Linked DNA regions of Homo sapiens: region 2 is linked to region 1. The links are chromatin contacts, found by Hi-C or POLR2A ChIA-PET in ENCODE. All regions are on one chromosome and are shown on one strand. The core of a region is the stretch at or near the end of the contact, and the rest is flanking DNA. Distances in the headings are between cores, read along the strand shown. Region 1 holds the start of CRACR2A (calcium release activated channel regulator 2A). Region 2 has its middle 37 kb from the start of LINC03141.

What was found. A loop is a pair of places that touch in the nucleus more often than their neighbours do. ChIA-PET counts read pairs that join two places held with the same protein, here RNA polymerase II (POLR2A). Pooled maps may share reads with other maps.
Region 2: a loop to region 1 is called in a map of CD8-positive, alpha-beta T cell, with 25 times the contacts of the local background. The contact joins the enhancer-like site here to the promoter of CRACR2A in region 1. A Hi-C loop is called at or near these places in 3 of 168 maps with a recorded cell type or tissue (CD4-positive, alpha-beta T cell, CD8-positive, alpha-beta T cell and naive thymus-derived CD4-positive, alpha-beta T cell) and 4 of 50 pooled maps. POLR2A ChIA-PET finds 5 or more read pairs at or near these places in 1 of 52 experiments (activated CD4-positive, alpha-beta T cell).

The regions. Positions count from the first base shown.
Region 1 is chr12:3,749,822-3,754,751 of GRCh38, forward strand. CRACR2A (calcium release activated channel regulator 2A) reads right to left here and starts at 3,288. Exons shown (of 20, transcript NM_001144958.2): 1 at 3,194-3,288. RefSeq lists a silencer at 3,023-3,522.
Region 2 is chr12:3,972,453-3,977,362 of GRCh38, forward strand. No RefSeq gene overlaps it. Among named protein-coding and RNA genes, the nearest start is that of LINC03141, 37 kb to the right of the region's middle. Within about 2 kb of position 1,724, at least 4 of the 41 ENCODE cell types and tissues checked have a DNase peak (open chromatin) inside an H3K27ac peak, as active enhancers do; they include CD4-positive, alpha-beta T cell and CD8-positive, alpha-beta T cell, where a contact is called at or near this core.

The DNA.
Region 1 (4,930 bases), core at 2,038-4,537:
TGTGTGTGTGTGTGTGTGTGTTGTGTTGGTAGGAACAAAAAGTGTACCAGTTTGAAATGGTCCATTGAATGCTAGACCTGTCTATAGAACTGTCCCCAGGGCTATTTTTTTTATTTTTTATTTTTATTTTTTGAGACGGAGTATCGCTCTTGTCACTCAGGCTGGAGTGCAATGGCGCAATCTCAGCTCACTGCAAACACCGCCTCCCGGGTTCAACCAATTCTCCTGCTTGGCCTCCTGAATAGCTGGGATTACAGGTGCCTGCCACCAAGCCCAGCTAATTTCTGTATTTTTAGTAGAAATGAGGTTTTGCCACGTTGGCCAGGCTGGTCTCGAACTTCTGACCTCAGGTGATCCACCCGCCTCAGCTTCCAAAGTGCTGGGATTACAGGTGTGAGCCACCAAGCCTGGCCCCCAGGGCTATTTTACAGGAAACCCTGGAGGCTCCTCTGCAAGACAGCGGCCTCCATGTGTGTCAGTGCAGAAAGCAAAACCTCTGGAGCCCAAGGGCCTGGACCCATTTCTGCCACTCACTAACAGCTGACAAAGGACCATGATTTCGCAAAGACTCAGTTTCTCCATCCGTAAAATAGGGCAGACTTGTCTCTAGAACACCGTGATTCTATGACATTGTAAGAGGCCGTGGACCTGCTCTTAAGATCCTGAATTCTGCAATATTCTGCAATATTTGGCAATTACATCTTTTAGCTCTTCTCTAGGGGAAACATACGAGGGAAACAGGGCCTTGGAAAATATAAAATCTGAACTAATTCTCACCTAAGGTATCATGGCAAGTGCCTGAGTCCTCTGTGCATTGCAACAAAATAGACACTATTTTGTGTGGAAGAAAAGCAAGAGAGAGATGTGAACTCAGTGGGTGATTAGCCTGTCCCTGAGGAATCCCTCACTAGCTCTCCCCTAGCTTCTCTCAGCTGCATTGCCAGTACCCAGGCAGCCTGCAGATTCAACCCTCCCTCCCCACAACAGGTTCAGCAAACCATTGCAACAAGGAGCCCCAAGGCAGAATGGATGGCTACTGCGGCCACTGCCCCAGTGCTGGGGCCTGCCTTCTGCAGGCTCACCACAGCGTGACGCATCTCCAATCACCCCCCACACCTGGGGTTCCATCTCTGTCAGTGGCATCACCAGCCACTCTAACTCTGGAATCCAAATCGCCATCATCTTGGTCTCTTCTGCTCTGGTCCCTGACATTTATTCAGTTACCAGATTGCATCTACTCCATTGTTCTCTGGGTTAAAATCCCCATCCCACCACTTATTTTCTGTATGACCTTGGATAAACCACCTAACCTCTCTCTCAGTTTCCTCCTCTACAATATGGAACAATCATAGCAATCTCCTCATGAGGTTGTCAGGAGGATTAAATGAGATTAAACATGAAAATCTCCTACCACAGGCCCTGGCACATGGCAGATGACTTTTCCCCTACCCCCAAGCCTTTTAGCCCCTTCCTGTCCATTCCCACCAGCCCTGTTCAACCCCTCATGGTGACTGCAATGGGCTTCTTCCCAGGTTCTCTTCCCACAGCTTCCTCCACTGCAGTACATCCCATACCCAGGTGCAGATGACATGTTCTTCTGAACCCAGCTCCAGGAACAACACTTCCCTTCTTAGAAACCATCAAAATATCCCTAGGCTTAATAATGAAGTTTCTAGACTCGTAACACTCCAAGCCTCTGCCATCTCTCCCAGGCAGCACTCCTCACCGGATTGTCCACTACATTACTCCTTGCTCCTCAGGTACAACCCACCTTCACGGCTTTGCTCAGCCGTCCTTCCCCAAGATGCCCAGACCCAGCCTCCTATTCAAGGCCCGGCCTCAGTGCCACATCCAGGACGCCCTCTGCGAGTCACTCCTTCCAGAAGTAACCTCCCTCCTCCAAACTCCCTCTACACACTTTATAGTATAGAACCGAGAGGTGACAGGACCTCGGAAGCCGTACCTGAAGCCTCTCACTTATAGAACCGAGAGGTGACAGGACCTCGGAAGCCATACCTGAAGCCTCTCACTTATCACTTAAAAACTGCGCATGAAGTAGCTCTTATGGGCAAATACTAAACCATGAGGTTGTACATATTCATTTCACCTGAAAAGGGGCATGAACTCTGGACCCTTCAACAAAAATGCTGATTCCACGTGGAGCAAACTGCTCTGATTTCATATCCCTATGCCCACATCCTTGATAAAAAGACTCTTCGGTACATGCTGCTTTCTTCCAGAGACAAGGAACCCATCACCTCATGAGTTAGGTTCTTCCTCCTGACCCTCTGACCACCCTGGGGACTCCCACGGATTGGCTCTTTCTGTCCTCTTGAGTCACACAGAACGAATTCCTTTGAGACTCCTGGTGTCCTCCACAGAGCCAAACAGGGCAGGTTCCTAAGCACACTGTGTAAACAGATAAATGAACTCAGAGGGCTTTCCCACGTGGCAGGGTACATTCGCTGCATCCCGTGCATGCATGGGTGCACAGACACACACTCGCACACACACGGACACACACACACACACACGGACACACACACACAGACACACACACACACGGACACACACACACACGGACAGAGTCAGCACAACGCCTCTGAGCCACACAGCCAGGCCAGCACACGCGGGGGCCAGGGCGGAAGCCAAGCCCCAGCAGCCGCCCACTTCCTGACCTCCTTCCTTTGCTCTGGGAGGTTCTCTCTCTGTGTCTTTCTGACTGTCTGTCTCGGTTCTTTGTTTCTCGGCATGGCAACAGTTGTGGATGCTGCCTGCGTGGCCAGGGCTCCTAGTAGCACTGACCTGCAAGGTAGGAGTTTTGGTTCTTAGACTTGAGACCTTGGGCAAGTCACTTTACCATTCTGAGCCTCAGTTTCCTCATCTGTGAAATGAAGAGGCTGGATGAGGCTGGAGGGTTCCTAAGGTCCTTTCCTGACCAAAACCCTAGTGCTTCTCGGCTCTCCTCCAGTCCCGTTACCGAGTGACAGGGAGGGGAGCAAGGGCCAGGCCAGGCCTGGGGGTGGCAGGGGAGCCAGCTGTTCCCCCCCAAGGGCACACAGCCTCCATCCAGGCCCTCTGCGAGTTCCATGTGCGGCAGACACGCGCTCACACTTCGCAGCCGGAGGAGCAGGCAGGAAGCGCCGCCCCCCGGCCGCCCCGGCCGCCCACCCTCAACCTTCCTCCACGTTACCTTGGGCGTGTAGGCTTCCCGTGGACCTGCCCGCGCCGCCCGCTCGGCTCTCAGCTGTCAAGCAGCCGCCTGCTCCGCCCGACTCTTTCCGCTCCGAGCCGCGCGGGCTGGACCAGCCCCTCAGCGGAGCTGAACGGGAAGCGGCGCCCCCTGGACGCCCTCCGGGACGTGCGCGCGCCAAGCGGTGGGGTCCGGGCCTGCAGGCGCGACCTGAGGCCGCCAGGGAGGCTGGGTGGCGAGGGCGGGGCGGCTGCCGACTTAGCCGGCCTGACTGGTCGGGCTTCCGGGGTCCCGCTGCTCCCTAGGCCCCTTGCCCCGATTCAGGCTCCCAAGGTGGGGCATCAGTCCGGCCCTCGCTGGCTCACTGGAGAGGTGGTGTCTGGGAGTGCACCCCCGAAAACCCGGCAGCAGCCCGGCGTCACTCCGGCTGTTACCTCTGGGAGCAGAAACTAAAGGGGATCCTTATTCTTTATACTTTTCTGACTCTTCTATATATTCTACTGTGGGCATGAATCGTTAAAAACAAAACAAAACACCAAAAACCCAATACGTATTTGTTAATAAAGCACTGAGTAAATCTTCAAAGGCCTCCCGAGGTGCTCCGGCTGCAGGATAACCCCTCAGCTTAGCGCACAAGGCAAGGCCCACCCTGCCCTCTCCGGCCACAACCTAATTTTCCAGCCTCACCCTCTCTCCCTCACACACACACAACACTTTCGCTCTGGACACACTAGCTGTTGCCAAACACCAGCTGTTCTTCATGGCTGCTGGGAGTTCTTCTTTTTGCCTGGAACACCCTCCCCTTTCATCTCTGCCTGTTGAAATCCTACTCATCCATCCAGGCCCCTCTGAAATGTCACCTTTTTGGAGAACCCTTCCCCAGACACTGCCCCTGCAGAGTGCCCCAGTTCTTTCCTGGCAAGCCCATCTTTCTGGTACTGGTTTATGTAGTAGCATCCCCCTCTCACACGCGCTAAGTCCTATTCCAAGGTGGAGAGAAACAAATTAGCACTTACTGAGCAGCTGTTATAAATTACTCTGTGGAGTCCTTTCTTCTCCTTGCAGCCCAGCCAGCCACTAGCCCACAACCTCCCTCCACCCTGCCAGAGTTTCAGAAGGCTGTCAGGGGCTCTGAGGCCTGCCCTCTGGTGTGTCCCTACTGCGTGCCTTGGCTTTTCTGGCTCTGTCCTGGGTATGCTTCCCTGTGTCAACTCCCAAGGTCTGCAAGCTGGTGGCTTGACCTTCTCTCAGCCTTATGTGAGGAAAGAAGGACATTTCATTATCAGAATCTGAGAAGTGGAAGGGGCCTCAGAGATTATCCAGTGTAAAGCCTGCCCACCCATTTTACAGAGCAGAAAACTGTGACCAGAGAGATAAGGTCAGAGGCATCGGAGGTACCTACCATTGTTATTGTTGTTTTTAATAGTGTTAATACTTGCACGTTTAGATCGCCTTTCACTTCTAAATCAATGCGTTGTCATTCATTTGCCCCTTACAGTCTCAGAGGTATTACAGTGGTTAGTGCACAGACTCTGGAGGCCAAAGCCCTGGGTTTGAATCTCAGTGCTCCAACTTGCCAGCTACGTCCTTGGCAAGTTACTGGAACTTTCTCCATCAGTACAATGTGGATAGTAACAGCTCCTGCATCATGGGGTGTTCTATGAATCGAAATAAATGTGTATCTTTAAAGGGCTTAGAATAGTAGTAGGTTCATTAAAAATGCCAAATGTATTTGCT
Region 2 (4,910 bases), core at 474-2,973, 220 kb after region 1:
AAAGAAGCACATTTTAAAAAAAAAAAAAGATGATTTCAGAGAGTGGTAAACACTATGAAAGTAAAATGAGGCAATTTGAGGCAATGTAATGGAGAATATCTGTGGGCAATTTTAGATTGGGTGGTCAGGAAATGGTATGTCAAAGGACGCCTGAATGACAGGAAGTCGCCATGTAAGCATCTGGAAGAAGGGCATTCTGGACAGAGGGAATAGCATCTGCAAAGGTTCTGAGGCAGGAAGGAGCTTGATATGTTTGAGAAGCAGAAATAAAAGATGTTCTGGCTGAAGCACCATGAAAGAAATGAGCATGACCCAGGGTGGAGTGAGAGAGGTTGGCAGGAAATAGATCACGAGGGGCCTTGTGGGCTGTGGTGAAGAGTGAGGGGTTTTGGTTGAAGTGGAAGGGGAAGCCATTGTTCACTTTCTTGACTAGAAGCTCCTGGAACTTTGGTGTTCTTGACCCTACACTATATTCCATCTACTTTGAACCTCTTCGTGACATATCAGGAAGAAACCTGGGTTTTTCCTGTGATAATTACTGTTCCCATGACAAGTCATCACTCCTGCCAAGTTTGTTCTTGTTTTGTTTTGATTTTTTAAAAATATAATAAAGAATTCATGCTTAACCCAAAGAAGTGAGTCACTAAGAGTAAAATATCAGGCAATTCTGAGGAAAAACCTTAGGGATCCCTTCAGATCTCCAGACTAGGCAACACCCTGCTTGGTGTGTGCATAATTCTAGACTCAGGGACAAGTACAGTAAAAATGGGAAGGAAGAGTAGAAAGAATGGGAGGTTGAGACAGGAGAATCGCTTGCACCTGGGAGGCGGAGGTTGCAGTGAGCCAAGATTGTACCACTGCACTCCGGCCTGGGTGACACAGCAAGACTCCATCTTAAAAAAAAAACACAAAAACTGCTGATTATCTCAGCAAAGAACGCAAAAAATTGGAAGCACATCTCCCAAAGAGAGAAAGAACTCATGCCACGCTCCTGGGGAAATCCCCTTCTTAACCAGTTTAACACTTTTTAAAGGCAGAGCTGAACAGAAAAAGGAGATAAATCATATTATCGAAGCAGTCTTACGGAGGTTTTGTTCAGAGTAGATGATGTTGGAGAACGTGGGTGGGGGGAAGATTCTCGTGCTCAGTTGAAATATATCCCATCCAAACTGAAAAACCCGGTTTTTTTTTTACTCTGTCCTGCCAAAACCCAGCTCCAGGCTGGTGGCTCCTCAGCGGTGACCAATGCCGGCACTGCAGGTGCACACAGAAAGGCACCCACGAGGAAGCGCCCGCACTCTAAAAGCAGCCAGAAATTGCCTTTGTGCCAGGCTAACCCTTATTGGCTATAGAACTCTTCAGATTCATCTGGAGATGAGGATGAGGGTTTTGTTTCTAGTAACTGAGTCTCCAACTAGGAAAAGGCTTCAGAGGTCATAGCCTGCCTATATGATAGGACAACTGGAATTTCTCCTGCTCCAGAATCATAAGGGTCTCAAATTCATAGATCTTTAGAAAACCTCAGTGAGGTGCCCTCTACTCTGCTCTAAGCTGCATACCTTCTAGAGTCACACACTTTCCAAATAGTTCTTGTGCAGCTGGAGGCAGAAGGTTTCAGTATTATTGGGAGCACTTCTTCCTTTGATCTGTGTGCCATGCTATCAGGAGCAGAAATCAGAAAGAAGCATTCTGATTTGCTACTCAGCCAAATGAGGAACCACTAAATCCCCTGGAAGGTCCCTGTCTCTCTTGAAGTGCCACAGGGACAGCTTGGCCCAGAGCCCAGCAGAGGAAGCTGGGAGCCTCTTCTTCTCTCGTTCAAGATCTCTATCTACAAATTGCAGTCTGAAACCTGCCATACAGAGATAGTGAGAGCTATAGACCTGGATAAGCCAGGTACCAGTGCAATCAAAAGTGAACAAAACTATTACAAAAAGCAAGTGAGGTATGCAGGGAAGAAGGAATGTCCCACGCTTGTTTGAGTTTAGTTCCTGTCTGAGCATGAAGCAGGATGGGGTTTCTGAAGTGCCTTCCTTCTCCTCCCCCTTTCTAAGTTCAATTCCTTTCAACTCAACAAACTTCTATTAAATGTCTGTAGTGTGCCAAGCTGACTCTAACATGGTCCCAGGCCTTGGAGAGCTTACGATGAGGTGGAAGAATCAGCTAGCAAGAACAGGGCTTAACAAACTCGGGTCCATTGACCTAATCCTGCCTGCTGCCTGTTTTTGCATGGCCTATAAACTAAAAATGATTGGCCGGGCACGGTGGCTCACGCCTGTAATCCCAGCACTTTGGGAGGCCAAGGCGGGTAGATTACGAGGTCAGGAGTTCAAGACCAACCTGGCCAAGATGGTGAAACCCCATCTCTACTAAAAATACAAAAATTAGCCAGGCCTGGTGCCAGGCACCTGTAGTCCCAGCTACTTGGGAGGCTGAGGCAGAGAACTGCTTGAACCTGGGAGGCGGAGGTTGCAGTGAGCCGAGATCGCACCACTGCCCTCCAGCCTGGGCGACAGAGCAAGACTCTGTCGCCAAAAAAAAAAAAAAAAATTCACTTTTTTTTTTTTTTTCTGAAATCAAAAGAGGAAGTATATGTTGTGGCATATGAATATGATATGAAAGTAAAATTTGAGTGTCCAATGCCCATGTTTCCCTATTGCCCACGACTGCTTTTGCCCTGAGTGGCTGAGTTGGTGCAACCAAGACCGTAAGGCCAGCAAAGCCTAAAATATTTACTACCTAGCCATTGACAGAAAAAGTCTTCTGACTCCTGAGCGAGAATTATGTCCTCAGCAGCTTTTGCACAAAAGATAGTACTATAAGGTCATTTCCAAAGTTAAGAAAAATTCAATGTTACCCAAGCATTCTTGTGTATACTATTATGTATAACAAATTACTTAATGACCTGGCTTAATTGCTTCTCTGTTTTGTAGATTGGGAGTGGGCTGGTACAGTACAGCAGAAGGTACTGGAGATAAGGGTCACGGGTGATACTCATATTCGGACTGCCCAGGTTCAAATCCAAGCCCCACCGGTAACGAAAGCATGACCTTAGCCAACGTGCTTCACTTCACTCTGCTTCAGTTTCATGATCTATAAGTTTGACATAATAAACAATCTACCTAATACAGTTTTCCTAAAGATTATTTCATTAAAAAGGTATAAAGCACCTAAAACAGTGCCTGACACACAGGAAGTATTAGCCATTATTATTATGAGAAACAGTGCATCTTCTGTGTTTCTTTAAAGCTTACTGTACTTACATACCATTGTTTAGTTATTAGTGATGCTGGCTAATATTTACTGTGCTTTTCCGATGAAGTTGGTTTGCTTGTTTGTTTTAAAACAATCCTTGGCAATCAGTGAAAGGAAACTTAACTAGTTGCAAAATCAAGGGGAAACCTCTCCAGGGAAAATCCATAACAAAGACATGACTTAACTTCATTTTCTACAATGTAGACACATACAGGGACCAGCGAAGAGCTAACCGAACAAGATAAGCAGGATGTGTTTTTCTGTCTAACATTAAAGAAGTTTCTTTATGGCAGCTAAATACAGAGCAGAGAATTCAAAAAGTTAAAGGGAGAAATTTAAAAAACAACTGCACATTAACTTTTATAAACAACCACAATAGAATAGAAAAGCTAGTGATTGGCTATTCAAAATAGAATGCAGACCCCTCCAGTAGGTGAAAATGTTATTCAGAACTGTTCAACAACTTTGAAGTTAAGTACCAAGATACTTAATACTACCCATGTATTATATTATTTTGAACTCTGATCTAATTTCAAACAAGTAGAAATGGGAGAGTAATTTAAATGGGTGCTGTGAACCTAATAAAGAACATTTTTGTAGAAGATGCACTAAAAAGCAGACCTCAAACAGTATGGCCACTTTTTAAAGTTATCTTCACCTATAGGAAAAACTTGAGGCCTCTAGACTCTGTGGGCAGACATCAGCATTCTTTGAGGGTACCCTAAGTGCACAAAAACCACTAGGAAGAGCTCATCAGCTTCTGTGAGGCTTGCTCTGTGATCTCCAACCTTTGAGAGACAGTCAACGTCGTGAAGTGACAAAGAGGGTGGTGATCCTGGTTAAGAAGTTACAAACACCAACTCTCACCATGTAGCTATGTGACCTTCAACTAACCATTCACCTCCCTGACCTCAGTCTGCTCATCTAAAACAAGAGGGGAAGCCGGCTGGTCGAACTTTAGGTTTCCTCTAAATTTTCAGACACTGTGACCTTTAAGTTGCAAACTAGCAATATGACTTTTGTCATCTCTGCTACTGTATTTGGTCAACTCTTGAGGGCCGATAGCAGAGGCAGGTGGAAGGAAAAGGAATGGGTAAAATGAGTAAGGCAACTTACAGATATTCTGAACCTTTGTTTTCTCCTGTTAGAGAAACTCATAAGAAACAAAGAAGATTGACTTTGGTTTGACCTTTCCTCCTTCTATTAAACATCTGTCATGGCCAAGCTGAAACGTGCCATGGTCCATGCCCTTAATGGGCTCACAATGAGATGGAAGAATTGTCTATAATTGTGTCCATGGCAAGTTTCTGTACTAATTGATTGTACGATGGCCAGGTAGGAGCCAGGGAAACCTGGGTAATCCATGAAGCAGATCCCTTTAGTTGCAGAAAGTAAAACATGTATAATTTCTTTTGTACCACAATTTGGCATGCCCCATCTGTTTTCCCATCCTCATCTCTCCTGACTTCCCCACTCACCTTCTTAACTTTAGTCAAGCAAATCCACTACTCTGCTTTGCCCTTGCAAAGTTCGGGCTATTTTCTTACACATTAGATATGATACTTGGCTCTTCAGAAGTGGGGATGACTGTAACCACCAAGTGCAATCATATTGCTTTAAAAAGACAAAAATAAAGAAGTTCCCAGGCTGAGGAT